Linked DNA regions of Mus musculus: region 1 is linked to region 2. A link is a loop called in an ENCODE intact Hi-C map of the cell type or tissue named here. Cell type or tissue: left cerebral cortex. All regions are shown on one strand.

Region 1 (5,000 bases), 300 kb after region 2:
TCTCTTCTGAAATGTTCAGAGTTAAATAAAATGCCAAGTTAACTAGCGCTGACAGTGGAAGAAAGCACCCCATGATTTGGAACTTTGCGTCTGAGCTCTGGAGCCACCTGAGGAGTCTTGGGCAAAGTCAACTCTCTGAGACTCAGGTTCTGAATCTCTACTGGGCAAAGGAAATGCAAGGGTTAAAGCATCTCTGCGGGATCTCTGAGACAAGTGTAAAAGAGCACAGCACACAGTATGGCATCCCAAATGCGGTAGCTTTTAGTATCCAGCTTTTCAGAAACACTGCTGAAGAGGTCTGGTGTGCTTAAGCTGACTCATCCTCCGGACATGGAATAGGAAACGGGGATCTGGAGTTCCCACCTAGCCTTCACTACAAATGTCCCTTCCGTCATCCACTATCAGAAAAAAAGATTCTCTTGTGCTCTGTTAAACATGTGACCAACATTACTCCATTCCACTCTCCTCCACTTTAACACTCCTACACACTTCCTGGAAGCCTTATGAGATGCAGTTCTAGGCTGCAGCACTACCCTCTTTAAAACACGTCCAACACAACACCCATCTCTCCTGAATTCTCTTTAGAGAGCACTTGTGCTAACAAGGAAATGGAGCCACTGTCACTGCTAACACGACATCTCATTACCACCAAACCTGCCCTGTAAAAGTCTGGCATTCAGTGTGCAGCTTTACACTACACTACTGATCAGAATATCGCTGGTCAGAAAGCATGAGTGAGGAAGGCCTCTGCTACTCTCAAACTCCGATCTCCGATGCTTGCAGTCTCACTTCTGTTTCTATTGTTAATAATTGATATTGTTATCTAAAGAATCAGAGCCAGGCATGGAGAGATGGCGTGGTGGTTAAAAATGTTTATTCCTCTTGCAGAAGTTTGGTTCCCAGCACCCGTCCTTGTTAGGTTTGCAATTGACTATTACTCTACCCTCAGATTCCCATCAGAACCCTCTCATGCATATATCCACAAGTACATTCATACACACACACACACAGACACACACAGACACACACACTACAAATAAATCTTATACAAACGAACAAACAAACAGGGACAAAGTCCTTATGGTACGGGGGGGGGGGGGGGGGGGGGGGGGGAAGGAGCCTGAACTACACAGAGAATTTAACACAAGGCTGGGCTACAGAGATCTTGTCTCCAAACAAACAAACAAAAGCTCAAGAACAGGATTACAAGTTTTCAAATCAAATAGCCAACATCTTGCTTTGCTTTAGAGACTCATAATACCCTCTGAAACTAGAACAGAAAGAAGTTGTGGAAGTGGATTGCTGCCTTGGGTCTCTTCTTAAAGCGCAACAGACACTTGGCACATTGCAGGGAGACATAACGGCTAAAATGGAGGTCAAAGAAGTGCTTAGAGTAAGTAAACACATACTGTGTGTGCACACACACAATCGGAAACAGGTGATGTTGCCTTACAATGACACACTGAAATAAAAGCTTATTTCTTTATACAAGTCTGTGTGTCTATGCCACAGATGGCAAGCAAGGGTCAGAAGACAACTCCTGGGAACTGGTTCTCTGTCATTTCACCTTATTGGTTCTGGGCTTGGCCACAGGCTTGGCCTCAGGTGCTCTTACCTGTCAGCTTGCTGGCCTCACCTTATCTCTTAACCTAGTCTTTTTTTTTTTTTTTTTTTTAATGTGAAGGAGGTACGCTTTCTATTACAAAGCTGGAATGGGAGGAAAACTTATCATGTGCACAGCCTGGAAAAGTCCCAGCTTCGCCAGAAACCTGCAACGCTCTAGTAACAATCATGTCTTCACAACTGGGTTCCAGGTGTGGGATAAGATCAAAGAGCAGAAAAACAAGATTGTGATTTCTCCCATACCTTATCACACAAAAGGGTGAGAGACTGGTGATTTCCGAAACTCTATTCCCCTCAAGGGCTAACAATAGGATTTAAAGTAGACTTTAAGCAGAAGTAATGCTATCTAAAATATTTTTCAAACGTTGTCAGTGTCTTTCCCCTCCAAGTCTCAAACTATCTCAACTCACTTGTAACAGAAATGTTTAACTAAAATTCGGGATTCTGATAATCTACTGTAGAAGTAACGCAGATGTAATTCATTCAAACACAAAAAACCAACCAAACAAAAAAACTCAAAACAAACAACTCATGATAGTAAACTAACAAAATCTTTCAGTGTTTTTCCCAAAGAAGAGAAAAGGAAGGAGGAAAGAAGGAAGACACGGAAAGATAGACAGACAAGGTAGGAAGAAAGAAAGGAGAAGAGAATTCAGCTGTAAAGCCCGAAAGAACGTACAGGGATTTCAGCGACATAAACTTAGCAGCCCTGCAAGAACAGTCAACTCGCTGCAAGGCAAACAGTCACCAGGTAACGGAGAGAGCGGACACAGACCCGGAAATGACTCTGAACTGCAAAAACAGCCAAGGGAATCCGAGAGACCAAGTCTCTGAGCACAGAGAGCAGGGTAGAGGAGGGGTCCGGCCCGGGGGTTCTCAGGCCAACAGGGAACGATGCTCTTCCCGGAAGCGCGCGCCCCGACCACCCCGACGGCGGCGGCGTCCACCTTCTCTGTTGACACGGTGTGGGAGCCCACCCGAGTTCTGCCTGACGACGCCTGGCCGCGCAGCAAGACCCCCACCTCCCAGCTCCGCCGCTGTCACCTCCTCGGTCTCCGTCTCCGCCTCCGGGTCTGCTCCCGCGACGGCCGCCTCGGCCGCCACCTCCCCGGAAGGTCTTCACACGCCGGACCCTGCGCGCCACTTCCGCCTAGGCGTCTCTGTGCGCGTGCGCCGGCGCGCGGCTCCGCCCCTTCGCCCTCCCCACCCCCTCGGCTGTTTCTACCTCTCCACCCTGCTCCTGCGTGCTCTGAGCAAGGGTCCTGTCCATCTCGTGGCTTCTGCGACCCAGTTGACTTCACATCCGCGATCGTGAGCCGGGGCGTGTGAAGGATGCCAAGGTTTAGAGTGCTCGAGCCGGATCTCAGCAGCCTGAGGTTCCCTTTCCCCAGCCTCCACCTTTTGATTCAAAGGGATGAAGTTGCTTCTCAACTACTTTCCTGTCCCAGTTCTCCGGACTCACTCCTACCCTTCTGGCCAAGGTGGACTGAAGAAACAGGAAGCCTGCGTCACATGCCCTTACAGTGATGATGGTTTGTAATTGGCCAGAAATGAACCAGGATTGTGTTGACATGCCACTCACTGCTTGAAATGTAAATCCCTGGCTTGGAGTCTGACAAATGTTATAAAATCTCTGATATTTGATCGCCAAATATCATAAATTATTCCACATTGAGAGCTACACTTACAGTTACTGAGATACAATGAAGAAAATGCCAAGATGGGCTTGGCGATAAGGATTATTACGATTACCTTAACCGGAATAGTATTCAAGAGTCTGCTTTGAAAAGGGGTGAATAGTGTCAACAGAAACGTTACAATCCGGTCAGATGTGTGTAAGTTTTAAAATTTCACAAGAATTAGGCATTGGGAAGCATTTATGCCTTAGGAGAGAATCTCTGAAGTGGTGAGGGAAAAGGTCCAGCTAGACATTTTAAAAATACCAGCCTTGCTAAGCCAGTTTTGTATGAAAGTTGAAACTTTAAAAAAAGGGGAGGAAAGAAAAAATCCTAAAGAGAATAACAAAGCCCATTTAGACATTTAGAGATGTCATTCTATGGCTCAACAATAGCAAATAGTAGCAGTAAAACAACTGTCAGCCAAGAAGGAACATTATTTATCAAACACCTGTTGAATGTGCCTATGTGTAGGGTCATATGCATAATTTATAAGTAGCTTATATGGACTTCCAGCCCTTAAGGAGTTATAGGACATAGGTGAGAAGGTAAATGGTAATATAAATCTGGAATACAAGAGGGGTTAAGGTCCACCCACTCTTGCTTAGGCAATCACAATAGCCTAGCTGGCTTCTATTATCTTTTACTTCCTTACAGCCTAATTCTGCCCAAGAGCAGGATTTGATGCTGCTTTGCTCTCAATGCTTTAATGGCTTTTACCATCTCATTGAAACCTAAAACCCTCTCCGTGGTTTGCAACTTGTTCTTGATGGGTCATATCCAAACAACACTTTAGAATTCATCTAACCCCCGTCAGGCACGACATGCCTCACTTTGCTTTGCTTTTCCTATTCCTTTGGTGTGGCACATTGCCCTCAGATATGTCCACTGGGAATGAAAACCAAGCATTTACCAACTGTTACCGTGGAATTAGGGATGAGGTGAGTGAGAGAGTAAGCAGGTAAGAGCAGCCCTGTTTGCCAATAGGAGCAAGGAAGACTGCAGTTATGGCCAGCCACAAAGCTAGATCCGAAACAGGGTTACCATTGCCTGTGGACTCATGAGGAATGCATACTCTTAATGTGAAGACAAGAAGCGCAGTCTCAGCATGTTGATAGCTTTTGACTAACCACAGAACAAACAGAAGAACCAAGGAACTATTCCCACAAAAGATAACCTCATGCCCAAACTCTATCCTTGAGAGGGAAACAGATCCCGTGACTCTTGATGAAAAACATTGTATTGCCACTGAGAAACACTGTATTTCAGTTTAGTGGTCATCTCCCAGCACACTTGAAGCCATTTGCACAAGGAGTTACTCTGTAGAAAGTAAATTACCAAGTCGCCAAGGGCCATTGTGCATAAATGCTGAGTGGATAGTGATGTTGAAGACTCAAAATGGAGGCCTAGTGGTGAAAGGCATGCTGTCCATAATCTATCTCACAAGGGCATCCCCAAAGTATGTAAAGTCCTTCAGAGAATGAGTATTTAACAACAGACAAGGTCTTCTCTGATCTGTGCTGTTGATGCAAGGAAGGGGCTGCTGGAAGCTCTTGAAAAAAAGTCTACTTTTTAGGGTCCAAAGTGGGAAATTAGATACTAATTGCACATACAAGGAAACTGAGATTTCATTACTAGACAGACTTGAAAAATGTTCAGAAGGTGTTCTCTTCTCCTGACAACTTTTTGACCAACCTGCGC
Region 2 (5,000 bases):
TGCATGCTTGTAACCCTAGTGTTGAGGAGGCAGACAGGTACACCCCAGAGCTCACTGGCCAACCTCTCTGGCCATCAGTGAGCTCTGGGTTTACTAAAGAACTAGTCTCAACCAAACAAGGTGGGGAAAGCACAGACCCCTGAGGTTGGCCCCTGACCCCCATCTGCATGTGTATGCACACACACACACACACACACGCACGCACACACACACAGGCACACACACACACACACACACAAACCATGCTCTTGTTAATTTTTTTACAACATAAAAGATTTCGATTTATTGGGTTTTGATACATACATATACACTATCTGTATATAAATATAGTATATAAAAATATATACACACATAATACATATATGTACAAGTATGTATATATTTTAAACACTTTGGGAAATGGCGAAGAAGGCCACCAAATGAAGACCCTGAGGGAAGGCCTTCTGCTTCCTGTGTCCTGCAGCACAGCCTGAAGAGACAGTCAAGATACCTTCAGCAGAGTCTGGGTGTCTTCTTTACTGGAGTGTCCATCTACTCGAGTGACCCTGAACTCTAACCACTGCTGAACCATTGCCTTTTCTTCTGCAGTGCTCCCCAGCAAGTGCTCCTTACTGGCCTGCTTGACTAGATGGGTGGCGATGGTACTCAATCCCATTAGACTCGGGCCATTGTTTGTCTGTAGAACTGGAATCTTAAAAAGAAAAAGAAATTCTTCAGGAAACAAAAACAGAGACCACCGTGATTGTAAACTGGAAGTAAGCACAAAAATCCTCTCATGATAGTAAATTATATATAATGAAAGCTAGGACAGCAGTAGTCATAGGGTCTGGTCTGTAACTTAACAGCATGCTGGGTGACGTAACTTAACAGCATGCTGGGTGACGTAGCTTGCAGTAACACCTACAAAAACTGACAAACATTACGCAGTAATCCACGACTGCTCAGTATTCAATGAGGAAAATCAGAAACCACAATACTTTATTTGGGGGATAAAATCCAAGCCTTGCACTGTGCCACATCCCTTGCCCTAGAACAGTTTACTTCTTACTTAAGCCAAGTCTCCAGAGGTCTGAGGAGACTATGTGTAGAGGTCTGAGGAGACTATGTGTAGAGGTCTGAGGAGACTATGTGTAGAGGTCTGAGGAGACTATGTGTAGAGGTCTGAGGAGACTATATGTAGAGGTCTGAGGAGACTATGTGTAGAGGTCTGAGGAGACTATGTGTAGAGGTCTGAGGAGACTATGTGTAGAGGTCTGAGGAGACTATGTGTAGAGGTCTGAGGAGACTATGTGTAGAGGTCTGAGGAGACTATGTGTAGAGGTCTGAGGAGACTATGTGTAGCAGTGGCTCAGCACCTGGCTTGTCTCTTATACCAATACTCTTTACTCATCTCTAAAACTACCACCACAGGGGAGTGGCCAGGCTGAGACACTTGTACCAGCAACCAGATATTTCCAGCTGTAAGCAATGTTTATCACCTCTTCATGCGATCAGACTTACTCAGGTCACTCAAAATGACAAGGACTGATCTACACGGTGAGTTCCAGGACAGCCAGAGCTACTTAGTGAGACCTTGTCTCCAAAACCAAACCAAACCTAGGACCACCAAACAAAACCCAAACCACCCAACCAAATCTGGGGAGAAAAGAGATGGCTGGGAGGTTAGGAGCACTAGCTGCTCTTCCAGAGGACCTGGGTTCAAGTCTCAGCACCCACATGGCAGTTCTTAACGATTTATATAACACTGAAATGTTGTATATAGGTGTATATATAATCTAACACGCACAATTCTTAATGCATGTTTAATTATCAGAAACATTATTTTCATAACAATTCTGGGATTCCGTAGCCTTCAAAGCAATCACGTTTGGCAGGGTTGGGGGTGGGTTGTTGTTGGTGGTGGTGGTGGTGGTGAGGGGGCAGGTTCTGAGTCCTTAGCCCAGGCTGGCCGAGAACTCTTGGTGATCCACCTTTCTCAGCTCCCCAAGTCCTGATGTGAGCTACTTCTAGCGGGTGGATAAGTAGTAGTTTCCTCATGTACTGATGTACCATAATCTAATGGACCTTGCTCCTACAGTTGGATCCTTAGACTGTTCCTTGTCATTATTATTGGGAATCTCGCTGAGCACATCGTAACTGCTGGTGTACTGTGGTTAGTTTTCAACTAAGGAAACACGGTGATTTCATCTCTAGTCTTTGGTCTGTACTCACAGAAAACCAGAAACTTTCAACTGGGACTCACTGTGAAACGTTTCCATTACACAAGGCACTAAAACCCAACTCTGAACTTCAAACTGAACTTGGTCTAAGACTGAACTTGGGTTTATTCTGTATTGCACTACTCTGTTTTGGGTGGCTTACTGGACCCAAACTTACATAGTAATTCACTGGTTTTCTACATCCTTCCAAGTCTAATCTCTTGAACACCAGCTTCTCACTGAAGCTTAAATCCCACCTCCTCTGTGGCACTGTGCCACTGTCCTCAATGTATTCCTCCCCTGTCGCTTGTCCTATTGGGCCCTTAATTGCTGGTGACTGTCCCTCATGCCTTGAAAGCAAGACTGTCTCTCATGTCTCGGCAAAGCCAAAAAAGAGGGTGTGCAAAGGAAACTGGGCTGAGGACAGAGCACATCACCTCTGGGGAGGATGGCCTTCGCAGCCTACGGCAGGCAAGTCATTTAACCTTTCCAGGTGCCACATTAAGTTACTGTGAACCCCACAATACCGCTACGATTTAGACATTAAAGGAAAAAACAAAACAAAACAAAACCTTTGGGCCCAAACAGGAACAAGCCATCTAGATCTGGAATCCCGTTCAAGGCACACTCTATGGTTTCCCACTACCATTCTTCCTCTAGTACCATCTTTCTACGGCAAATGATGAGTTACAAAGGACTCACTTTCTACACCCTAAGAAATCAGGATTCTTCTATCTCACCAAGCATTCCACTGCCCCACACCCGGAATCTTCCTCAATTCTCTGCACAATGCACATCCAAGCGGGTGTGTCGCCAGAATGAGCAGGGTCCTATTCCGTGTTCCCTCCGCCAGGCGGCTTCCAGGAATCTGTACCGCTCGCCCGGCCAGCCGCTGGAAAGGCGGTCGCTGAATGAAAGGACCAGGCACGGCTAACGGCCGCCTACAGGGATCTGAACCCCTGACTCTGCCCAGGCCTCCGCGAACTGGCTTTCTGCTCCCCGAGGGGAGGACGGTGACATTTGCCTGGAGGTCCAGACCGAGCCACGCGGCCCGCCCCGCACGCACGTGGGGAGCGGAGTCCATTCCGATGCCCCGGCCGGGTCGCGTAGGCTCCGGGTCACCCCGCCGCCCTGCTGCTTTCCTACCGCTGCGCCTCACCTGCCGCTCGCCCTGAGCACTGTACTTATTCCCCGGCTTCAGTCCCAGACTCTTCTCCAGCAGCCTCAACTCCGCGGCCGCCGCCATCTTCTGGCCCAGCTCCTAGGGAGGCGGGGCCTGCACAGCTAGGACCTTGATTGAGCAGGAAGTCCGGCCCCACAGATGTCTCCCACGATTGGCTGGGAGGACGGCAAGCGCGCCTGCGCGAAAGGGGCGGAGTCAGCTCAAGGCAGGGGGCGGTTCGTAATTAAGGGCGGGGCCAACCACATTCGGAGTCCGGTGGATTGCTCACAGTAGGCAGAGGAGAGCACGGAGTGTAGACAGTTTCACAGAAGAATGTATCCGAATCTTAGTTTTGTTTTCTGAGACAGGGTTTCTCTGTATAGCCCTGACTAACCTGGAACTCACTCTGTAGACCAGGCTAGCCTCGAACTCAGAAATTCGCCTGCCTCTGCCTCCCAAATGCTGGGATTAAAGGCATGCACCACCACTGCCTGGCTGAATGTATCCGAATCTTAAAGATTGAATCATTCATTACAATGCTTATAAAACTATTGTAGATCAGAAGAATAATTTAGATTATTTGTTTTATAAATATAAAGCATTGATTCCCAAACTCGTCAAATAGTTCTCCAAATAAGAAAATTATAGAACAATCTTAAATTAAAATAAGGATAAGGGCCAGTGACCTAGCAAGGGAACTTGAGATCTGTGGTTGTTTGAACGAAAATAAGCCCCCAACCGGGCGTGGTGGTGCACGCCTTTAATCCCAGCACTCGGGAGGCAGAGGCAGGGGCAGGCAGATTTCTGAGTTCGAGGCCAGCCTGGTCTACAAAGTGAGTTCCAGGACAGCCAGGGATACACAGAGAATCCCTGTCTCGAACCCCTCCTCTCCCCCCCCCCCAAAAGAAAGAAAATGAGCCTCCATATGCTCACCGGGAGTGTCACTATTGGCGTGACCTCGTTGGAGTAGGTGTGGCCTTGTTAGAGAAAATGTGGCAGTGGGGGTGGGCTTTGAGGTTTCAGATCCTAGTGGCATTCTTTTTTTTTTTTTTTCCTTGCCTCCTGCTGATCCAGATATAAAACTCTTGGCTCCTTCAGCATCATGTCTGCCTGCCTGGGGCCATGAGACTCACTGTAATGATAATGGACTAAATTTCTGAACCCGTAAGGCAGCCCTAACTAAATGTTTTTCTTTATAAAAGTTAATAGTAACTCATGGTGTCTCTTTACAACAATAGAAACTCTAACTGAGACAAGTTGAATCCTTATGTGGTGGTTTGAATAAAAATGGTGATTATAGGCAAATGAACAGTGACCAAGACAGAAGCTGGTACCAGGAACCAAGATGTTGCTGTGACAGGCTTGATTATTCTGTTTGTTGGGGTGTAGTCTCCCCTCCCCCAGCCTGAAACCTGCTTGTTCAGGGGTGGAGCTTCCTGCTCATTCGTTCTGCCACGCCCACTGCTAGAACCTGCGGAGGTGCACCTTTCTACTGGACCAGAGATTATTCGTCGGGAGTTGGGTCCCCTCCCCCTTCCTTTATAACTAGTGTCGCAACAATAAAATTTGAGCTTTGATCAGAATGAATTTGTCTTAGCTCCGTTTCTTCTTTCGCCCCGTCTAGATTCCTCTCTTACAGC

Evidence for each region. Hi-C counts contacts between places; a loop is a spot of excess contacts. Peaks named below come from ENCODE experiments on the same cell type or tissue, not always from the same donor. Only the 100,000 strongest peaks of a DNase experiment are listed, where the experiment ranks them.
Region 1: it touches region 2 in a loop (4-fold over the local background); 4 of 42 quality-filtered maps call a loop at or near these places.

Annotation. Positions count from the first base shown.
Region 1 is chr13:38,957,765-38,962,764 of GRCm38, forward strand. It overlaps Slc35b3 (solute carrier family 35, member B3), which reads right to left and starts at 2,773. Exons shown (of 10, transcript NM_134060.4): 1 at 2,668-2,773. 5033403F01Rik (RIKEN cDNA 5033403F01 gene) reads left to right here and starts at 2,855. Exons shown (of 3, transcript NR_131019.1): 1 at 2,855-3,458. In left cerebral cortex, no CTCF peak of the experiment used is centred here; DNase peaks (open chromatin) are centred at 438 and 2,807; H3K4me3 peaks cover 2,413 bases; H3K27ac peaks cover 1,188 bases.
Region 2 is chr13:38,655,550-38,660,549 of GRCm38, forward strand. It overlaps Eef1e1 (eukaryotic translation elongation factor 1 epsilon 1), which reads right to left and starts at 3,479. Exons shown (of 4, transcript NM_025380.2): 1 at 3,358-3,479; 2 at 491-691. The coding sequence starts at 3,444. In left cerebral cortex, a CTCF peak has its summit at 3,042; DNase peaks (open chromatin) are centred at 3,092 and 3,535; H3K4me3 peaks cover 1,565 bases; H3K27ac peaks cover 508 bases.